Regions from separate parts of the Homo sapiens genome. Here region 1 is linked to region 2. Evidence: read pairs that join two places in POLR2A ChIA-PET (ENCODE). Cell type or tissue: OCI-LY7. All regions are shown on one strand.

Region 1 (5,000 bases), 52 kb before region 2:
CAATGGCACAATCTCGGCTCACTGCAACCTCCGCCTCCCAGGTTCAAGCAATCCTCCTGCCTCAGCCCCCCCAGTAGCTGAGATTACAGGCACGTGCCACCACGCCCAGCTAATTTTTGTATTTTTAGTAGAGACGAGGTTTCGCCATGTTGACCAGGCTGGTCTCGAACTCCTGACCTCAGGTGATCCACCTGCCTCGGCCTCCCAAAGTGCTGGGATTACAGGCGTGAGCTACTGTGCCTGGCCAAGATATCTCCTTTTTGTGGAATTCTTCCCACAACCCCAAAGGCTGAGTCACATACCTTTCCTGTGTATTCTCACTTCTTTTTTTTTTTTTTTAAGATGGAGTCTCGCTCTGTCGCCCAGGCTGGAGTGCAGTGGTGCGATCTTGGCTCACTGCAAGCTCCACCTCCTGGGTTCAAGCGATCCTCCTGATTCAGCCTCCTGAGTAGCTGGGATTACAGGCACCCGCCACCACGCCCAGCTAATTTTTTTTTTTTTTTTGTATTTTTAGCAGAGACGGGGTTTCACCATGTTAGCCAGGATGGTCTCGATCTTCTGACCTCGTGACTCACCTGCCTTGGCCTCCCAAACTGCTGGGATTACAGGTGTGAGCCACCGCGCATGGACTTTTTTTTTTTTTTTCTCAATTTGAGAGCAGTTACTGTTTATTAACTGAAAACATTAGAACAATAATCATGGTAGACACCTTAGTTCATCTAATAAGTCTGTTGATCTGGTCCTCTCTGTTGCCAGTATCTCCACCTTCTACAAAATGGGTGGTCTTTTTCTTCATTCTACCTCGTGGAGAGGATAATTGAAAGGAGCATGGGAAGTTATTTGCTTCTTTGAAGCATTTTCCAACAGTATAGATCTTATGAATCAGATCCTCCATGTAGGTGATGCCATGTTTACCAAGAGATCAAGCAATCAAGTGTTATCTGTCAAAGCAATTCACTTCTTATTGATTTTGCCATAACCACACTTGTAGATTAGTTCAATTACTGACTTCAGATTTGGGTATCCCCATGCAATATATGGTTCCACAATCCTCAGCATGTTTTTTGTTTGTTTGTTTGAGATGGAGTCTTGCTCTGTCACCTAGGGTGGAGCGCAGTGGCGCGATCTTGGCTCACTGCAACCTCTGCCTCCCGAGCTCAAGCGATTCTCCTGCCTCAGCCTCCCAAGTAGCTGAGGCTACAGGCACACACCACCATGTGCGGCTAATTTTTTTGTTTTTTAATTATTTTTAGTAGAGACGAGGTTTCACCATGTTGACCAGGCTGGTCTCCAACTCCTGACCTCAAGTGATCGTACTGCCTCAGCTTCCCAAAATGCTGAGATTACCAGCGTGAAGCACCGTGGCTGGCATCAGCATATTAATTGAAGCCTTGTAGAGCTTCACAAAGGTTCCATTGAAGATTTGAGGAAGATGAAGAAGCTGCAACACCTTTCGGACCTTTGGGCTCACACCATTGATACTGCTGATCCTGATGACCAATGCCAATTTGTGTTCTGCAGGTACACAGAAGTTGCTAGCTTTTCTTGTCATCTTAGCCATTTGAATTTCAGTTCTGTCCATTCGCCTATAGTCCTTGTGATAGTGCTTCGCTTTTTCCTACCTAAGCTTCCTCCTGGCCTCTTGAAGCATCTTTAGGCAAACTTATTTCTCAGGTGCTTGATCTTCAGCTCTGCAAAATTCCTTCGCTTTTTCTTAAGGGTTTCTGGCACAGCAGGAACCTTCTTCTTTTCAACACCCTCCATGGTTCCAGTTGGAAAAGAGCCTCATAGGTCACTTTTTTTTTTTTTTTTTTGAGATAGAGCCTTGTTATGGAGTGCAATGGTGTGATCTCAGCTTGCTGCAACCTCCGCCTCCCGGGTTTAAACAATTCTCCTGCCTCAGCCTCCCGAGTAGCTGGGATTATAGGCACGTACCACCACACCCAACTAATTTTTGTATTTTTAGTAGAGACGGGGTTTCTCTATGTTGGCCAGGCTGGTCTCAAACTTCTGACCTCAGGTGATCTGGCCCGCCTTGGCCTCCCAGAGTGCTGGGATTATAGGCATAAGCCACTTCGCCCAGCCCTCACAGGCTCATTTTTTTTGTTGTTTGTTTGTTTTTGAGAGGGAGTTTCGCTCTTGTTGCCCAGGGTGGAATACGATGGCGCAATCTCGGCTCACCGCAACCTCCACCTCCTGGGTTCAAGTGATTCTCCTTCCTGCCTCAGCCTCCCGAGTAGCCGGGATTACAGGCATGCGCCACCACGCCCGGCTAATTTTGTATTTTTAGTAGAGATGGATTTCTCCATGTTGATCAGGCTGGTCTCAAACTCCTGACCTCAGGTGATACACCCACCTTGGTCTCCCAAAGTGGTGAGATTACAGATGTGAGCCACCGTGTCTGCCCCATAGCTCACTTCTAATCATGACAGTCACCATATGAAACTGAAGCTGCCAGTTACTGGGGCAGCACAATCACACACTCTGATTAGTCATTGCTTTTCCTCTCAAGAAACTGAAGCTAATTCTGGCTGATTACAGATAAAGGGAATTAATAAAAGGATCCTGGGCAGCCCACATAAGTATTAGGAGAATGGAGATGAAAACTTGAATGCTGATCTTCCAAGAACTATGTCCTAAAATCATGCTCAGACCCCCAGTGCTGCAGCCCTACTCATTGGGGTAGGAGAGACTCCTGCTGTCATTCACACTGCACCAAGGATGCATGCCTTTCTGTGCCAGGAGTCTAGCCTCGCAAACTACCACCACTATTGAGGGCCAGGTGCCTCTAATACCACCCTCACCAGCAAAATGGATCCCATGTGGACCTCATTTTCAAGTTGCTCACGTGTGCATTGAAGGAAGTGATATTATGAAAGCCAAGATGAGATAAGATTTCCCAATAAAGGAAGGTGTGGTTGGTCTATGCTGTTTACTAAGCGTGAAAAAAAAGAACAATCTGCAAATGAACTGTGGCTTTTGGCCTGACTACCCCCAATAAAGACAACTGAAAAAAGATTTAAAATAAAAATATTTATGGCTGGGCACAGTGGCTCACACCTGTAATCCCAGCACTTTGGGAGGCCAAGGCGGGTGGATCACCTGAGGTCAGGAGTTCGAGACCAGCCTGGCCAACATGGCAAAACTCCATGTGTACTAAAAATACAAAAATTCACCAGGCATGCTGGTGCACACCTGCAATCTCAGCTACTTGGGAGGCTGAGGTAGGAGAATCGTTTCAACCCAGGAGGTGGAGGTTGCAGTGAGCCGAGATTGTGCCACTGCACTCCAGCCTGGGTGACACAGAGAAACTCTGTCTCAAAAAATAAAATAAAATAAAAATATTTAAAATGCATCAAAGACCTTGTATGACACTGAAGAATTATCAGGAGAGAACAGGGAAAAGGACTGGAGCTCAAATAGATGGCTTAGGGGTGATTCTAAACCAGGGATATTTGTGAGTAAAGACAGCAGAGACATAAAGCTTGGCTTTTGCCATTCTCAAGAGTAGAGTGGGCCGGGTACAGTGGCTCATGCCTGTAATCCCAGCAGGTGGTAGGCCAAGGTGGGAAGATCACATGAGCCCAGGAGTTTTACACCAGCCTGGGCAAAATAGTAAGACCCCATCTCTTTAAAAAAAAAAAAAAAAAAAAACAGCCAGGTGTGGTGGCATGCACCTGTAGTCCCAGCTACTTGGGGGGCTGAGGCAGGAGGATCGCTTGAACCTGGGAGGTCAAGGCTGCATTGAGCTGAGATTGCGACACTGCACTCCAGCCTGGGTAACAAGGTGAGACCCCGTGTCCAAAAAACAAGAGAGATAGAGTGAACATGGGTGAAAGTCCTTCAGCAACTGGGAAGGTAAACTTTAGAGAAGCATCTTCTGCTGTTTGTTGAGACTCTAATCCATGGGCATTCACTGAAAGGCAGAGATGTATTTTTGGTGGCTTTCATGCATTAGCACAATGGGAGTTGGAGCTTAACGTTCACCAAATGGAAGATGCTATGTAACAGTCCCTGTACTGGGTTGAAAACTGAAGAATTTTACTCTGTTTGTTGGGGTAGACTGTACTCCCAGGAATTTTTCTGTGTGGCCACAGAACTTCAAACCATGTGTCTGAACTGTTAAATACCTTAGATATCTAATAGTGGAAACTGTTCAGAGTAAGATAATAGTGCCTTAGGTCTTAACGGTATACATAAAAGTATTTTTTCAAATAAAATGTCCAGAAAACAATCAAATATCACAAAGCAGGTAATAAAGCAGGGCAGCCAGAACAATAGAAACAACAGACTACAGAAACATGGACACACACAGACACACAAGGACTCCAGATGTTGGAATTATCAGACACAGATTGTAACACTTACTATGTTGAAGGAAATGAAAGTCCAATTTTAAGATCTCAGTGGCCGGGCAGTGCAGCTCACACCTGAAATTCCAGCACTGTGCAAGGCTGAGGCACAGATCACTTGAGACCAGGAGTTCAAGAGCAGCCTGGGCAACATAGCGAGACCTCATCTCTGTAACAAACAATAACAAACAAAAATTTAAAAATAAGTTTGTGGATTTAGGCATGTTTGTTATGTTTCAATTCACTGCAGTTATTGTCCTGATTGATTTCAAAATATTCTTTTTTTTTTTTTGTCCAGTGGAAGCCTCTTCAAGTTGGCCTTTGAGTTCTTTTGACACAACCCTAGTCACCAATAAAGTTATCTTTTTATTTATTTATTTATTTGTCTATTCTTTGAGAAGGAGTCACATTCTGTTGTCCAGGCTGGAGTGCAGTGGTGTGATCTCCATTCACTGCAACCTCCACCTCCCGGATTCAAGCGATTCTCCTGCCTCAGCCACCTGAGTAGCTGGGATTACAGGCACATGCCACCACGCCTGGCTAATTTTTATATTTTTAGTAGAGACGGGGTTTCAAAGTGTTGGCCAGGCTGGTCTTTAACACCTGACCTCGTGATCCGCCTGCCTCGGCCTCCCAAAGTGCTGAGAT
Region 2 (5,000 bases):
AATCCTTTTTGCTACCTAGCTTATTTCCCCATTTTCTTTGAAACTGTTCTTTCTAAACCAATGACTTCCTAATTCCTAAAGCCAGTAGCCTTTTCTCAGTCTCCCTTTCCCAAATATTTTACATATTTGCTTTACCTATTTTTGCTATTTTAGTGTAAAATATGGACATATAGGTACTTCAGCCCTAAAGACTTAAGTATGTCCTGTCGAAAATGATATGTTGTTCTTACATAATTGAAGAGGTGGGGCCTGTTGTCTTAAAGGATGTTCCCTTTCTCCTTATAATTCTGTTTCCTTGGTGTCTATTGTTCATGTGATCCAGGATTTTTCAATAATGGCACTATGGACGTTGCGGGGCTGTCCTGCCATGGTAGGATGTTTAGCAGATCTCTGGCCTTTATCTACTAGATAGATACCAGTAGTACCCTGCTCCCCCAGCAAGTTGTGGCAGCCAAAAAAATCTTTAGACACTGCTAAATCTCCCCTGGGGAACAAAATTAGCCTCAGTTGAGAACCACTGATCTAATTCCTTTCTTCTCATTTTTGCTAGTTCCACTTCTATTAAACTGCAACTTACTAAAAATTTGTTTTCCAAATTGTTAGAAACATATACGGGCATCATACCTCAAAGATATTGCAGATTCAATTCCAGACCACCATAATAAAGTGAATATTGAAGTACAGTGAGTCACACAATCAAAAAATCAAAATTTTTAATTCTCAGTGCATATGAAAGTTGTGTTTACACTGTAGTCTGTTAAGTGTGCAAGACTATTGTCTAAAAAGCAGTGTATGTACCTTAATTTAGAAATATTTTATTGCTAAAAAATGCTAATGACAATCTGAACCTTTAGCGAGTTAAATCTTTTTGTTGGTGGAGGGTCTTGCCTCCATGTTGATGGCTGCTGACTGATCAGGGTAGTGGTTGCTGAAGGTTAGGGTGGCTGTAGCAATTTCTTGAAATAAGACAACAGTGAAGTTTGCTGCATCTACTGACTCTTCCTTTTACAAAAAATTTCTCTGTAACATGAAATGCTGTTTGATGACATTTTACCCACAGTAGAAATTCTTTCAAAACAAGAGTCAATTCTCTCAAGCCCTGGTGCTGCTTTATCAGCTAAATTTAGGTAATAGTCTGAATCATTTGTTGTCATTTCAACAGTATTCACAACCTCTTCACCAGGAATAGATTCCATTTCAGGAAACCACTTTCCTTGCTCATTCATAAGAAGCAATTCCTTATTTGTTCAAGGTCATGAAATTGCAGCAATTCAGCCACATCTTCAGTCTCTACTTCTAGTTCTCTTGCTATTTCCACTGCACGTGTAGTTTACTTCCTCTACTGAAGTCTTAAACCTCTCAAAGTCATCCGTGAGGGTTAGAATCAACTTAACTCTTGTTAATGTTGATATTTTGACCTCTTCCCATGAACCACAAATGTTCTTTATGGCATTTAAAATGGTGAATCCCGGCCAGGCACAGTGGCTCACACCTGTAATCCCAGCACTTTGGGAGGCTGAGGCAGGTGGACTACGTGAGGTGAGGAGTTTGAAACCAGCCTGGCCAACATGGCAAAAACCCATCTCTACTAAAAATACAAAAATTAGCTAGGTGTGGTGGTGCTGCTTGTAATCCCAGCTACTTGGGAGGCTGAAGCAGGAGAATTGCTTGAACCCAGGAGGCAGAGGTTGCAGTGAGCCAAGATTGCGCCACCACACTCTAGCCTGTGCTATGGAGCAAGACTCCATCTCAAAAATAAATAAAATAAAATAAGATAAAATGGTGAATCCTTCCCGGACGGGGGGTTGAGTTTTTCTGGTTTTGTTTTTTGTTTTGAAGACAGGGTCTCGCTCTGTTGCCTAGACCGGAATGTACTGGTGCAGTCATGGCTCACTGCAGCCCCAACCTCCTGTGCTCAAGTGATGTTCCTGCCTTATCCTTCCAAGTATCTGGTACTACAGATTGCATACCACATCTGGCTAGTTTTTGTTTTGTTTCTGTAGAGACAGGGTCTCACTGTGTTGCCCAGGCTAGTCTTGAACTCCTGGGCTTAATCAGTCCTCCCACCTCAGCCTCCCAAAAAGTTGGGATAGTAGGCATGAGCCACCATGCCTAACCCCAGGAGGTTTTAAATGGACTTTGCCCAAATCATCAGAGGAATCACTGTGGCAGCTATAGCCTTATGAAATGTATTTCTGAAATAATAAGACTTGAAGTTGAAATTACTCCTTGTTTCATGGGCTGCAAAATGGATGTTGTGTTAGTGGGCATGAAAAAAGCAACATGGATCTCCTTGTACATCTTCACCAGAGCTCTTGGGTGACCAGGTGCATTGTCATTGAGCGGTAATATTTTGAAAGGAATCTTTTTTTCTGAGCAGTAGGCCTCACCCATGTGCTTAAAATATTCAGGAAACCATACTGTGAACAGATGTGATATCAGTTAGGCTTTGTTGTTTCATTTATAGAGCATAGGAAGAGTAGATTTAGCATAATTCTTAAGGGCCTTAGGATTTTTAAAATGGTAAATGAGTATTGGCTTCAACTTAAAGTCAGCAACTGCATTAGCCCCTAACGAGGAGTCAGGCTGTCCGTTGAAGCTTTGAAGCCAGGCATTGACTTCTCCTCAATAGCTGCGAAAATCCTAGATTTTCCAATATAAGGCGTTTTCCAATTATAAGGCAGTTTAGTCCACATTGAAAATTCATTGTTTAGTGTAGCCACCTTCATCAGTGATCTTAGCTAGATTTTCTTGATAACTTGTTGCTTCTCTATCAGTATTTGCTGCTTCACCGTGTACTTTTATGTTATGGAGAGGGCTTCTTTCCTTAAACCTCACGAACTAACTTCTAGCTTCAAACTTTTCTTCTGTGGCTTCCTTACTTTGCTCAGCCTTCATAGAATGGAAAACAGCTAGGACATTGATCTGGATTGGGCTTTGGCCAAAGGGAATGTTGTGGCTGGTTTGATCTTCTGTTCGGACTACTAAAACTGTCTCTGTATCAGCAATAAGACTGTTTAACTTTCTTACCCTTTGTGTGTTCACTGGAGTAGCATTTTTAATTTCTTTCAAGAATTTTTCTTTTGCATTCATAACTTGGCTGTTTGGCACAAGAGGCCTAGCTATCGATTGGCCTGTCTTGGTTTTCAACTAAGCTTAATCATTTCTTTTTTTTTTTTTTTTTTTTCTTTTTCAGACGGAGTCTCACTTTGTTGCCCAGGCTAGAGTGCGATGGCGTGATCTTGGCTCACCACAACCTCCATCTCCTGGGTTCAAGTGATTCTCCTGCCTCAGCCTCCTGAGTAGGTGGGGTTATAGGTGCCCGCCACCGCACCCAGCTAATTTTCTGTTTTTAGTAGAGACGGGGTTTCGCCATGTTGGTCAGGCTGGTCTCGAACTGACCTCAAGTGATTTGCCCACCTTGGCCACCCAAAGTGCTGGGATTATAGGTGTGAGCCACTGCACCTGGCCTCTAAGCTTAATCATTTCTAGCTTTTGATTTAAAGTGAGAAACATGTGACTCTTCCTTTCATTTGGACACTTAAAAGGGTTATTAATTGACCTAATTACAATATTTTTGTGTCTCAAGGAATGAATAGGGAGGCCTGAGGAGAGAGAGAGAGACAGAGAAACTCTTGTTGGTAGAGTAGTCAGAACACAGACATTGTTAAGTTTGCCATCTTATATGGGCACGGTTTGTGGTACCCCAAAACAGTTACAGTAGTAACATTAGGCTGGGTGTGATGGCCCATGCCTGTAATCCCAGCACTTTGGGAGAGTGAGGTGGAAGGATCGCTTGAGCCCAGGAGTTCAAGACCAGCCTGGGCAAACATAGGGAGAGCCCGTCTCTACAAAAAAAAAAATTTTTTTTAACTAGCTGGGTGTGGCAGCATGCATCTGGACTCCCAGCTAGTTGGGAGGCTGAGGCAGGAGGATTGCTCGAGTCCAGGAGGTGGAGGCTGCCGTGAGCCATGGTCACACCACTGTACTCCAGCCTGGGTGCCAGAGTGAGACCCTGTCTCATAAAAAAATATGTAACATTAAAGATTACTGATCACAGATAACCATAACAGATACCATAATGAAAAGGTTTGAAATATTGTGAGAATTACCAAAATGTGCCACAGGGACACAAAGTGAGGATATACTATTAGAAAAATGGCACTGATAGGTATGCTCAATGCAGGGTTGTCACACACCTTTAGTTTGTTTAAAAAAAATCCACAATGTCTGCAAATCAATAAAGTGCAATAAAGCGAGATACACCTGTATAATGCCAGCTAGGGCTTCTGAATAGTCCGAATAACCACATGCAGAGGGGTTATTATTTTTACTAAACACAAACCTCTGAGGCATTAGTTGACTATACAGCTTCTTCCAGAATTAGAAGGTTTAAAAGAGAGCATAGGATTACGGGGGTTCACACTATCCTATAATAAACAGGAAGTAGGTGGAAGTTGTAGTTTTTCTGTATCTTCAGGGCCTTATGCTTGTTAGGGTACAAGAAAGATTAACCCGTTTCTCCCTGTCCTCCAGCTCCAAGAGCATCAAGAGGAGATTGAGGGGATGATGAATGCCCTCTTCAGGGGTGTCTTTGTTCATCGGTACAGGTGAGCTAATGGGCCTCTCTCATTGAAGCAGCTGGCCTTTGGTTATGGAATCTGAGGAAGTGAATAAGGTTTTCCCCCCTCCAACCCTTAGTTATTTGGTTAGTCCCAGAATTAATGCAGCTGGAGCAAAAATTCTTGACAACAAATGTTTCAAATTGGTGAGGTTTAGTTTATCACCACCTACAAAGGATCTTGTAAGTGCTTCTGGGAGAAAATAAGAGAATAAAGCATTGCTGAGTATTTTCCTGCTCTGGCTTTGCCCCAGATCTGCCCCAACTCCTCATCTTTCTGGGGTTGGAGACTTGAGGATAAGAGCAGAGAATAGAAAGGCGGGGCTTTTCTGAGGGATGCCTGCTGCCTGGTGAGCCTTCTCCTGGCCCAGCCTGCTGT

Evidence for each region. Peaks named below come from ENCODE experiments on the same cell type or tissue, not always from the same donor. Only the 100,000 strongest peaks of a DNase experiment are listed, where the experiment ranks them.
Region 1: POLR2A ChIA-PET joins it to region 2 with 17 read pairs; 22 of 35 experiments call an interaction of 5 or more read pairs at or near these places.

The regions. Positions count from the first base shown.
Region 1 is chr7:100,138,919-100,143,918 of GRCh38, forward strand. It overlaps the pseudogene RPL7P60. Among named protein-coding and RNA genes, the nearest start is that of LAMTOR4, 7.5 kb to the right of the region's middle. In OCI-LY7, no CTCF peak of the experiment used is centred here; no DNase peak of the experiment used is centred here.
Region 2 is chr7:100,190,773-100,195,772 of GRCh38, forward strand. STAG3 (STAG3 cohesin complex component) reads left to right here. Exons shown (of 34, transcript NM_001282717.2): 9 at 4,537-4,610. Among named protein-coding and RNA genes, the nearest start is that of STAG3, 15 kb to the left of the region's middle. In OCI-LY7, no CTCF peak of the experiment used is centred here; DNase peaks (open chromatin) are centred at 1,329, 1,889, 2,379, 4,639 and 1 weaker place; H3K4me3 peaks cover 3,506 bases; H3K27ac peaks cover 5,000 bases.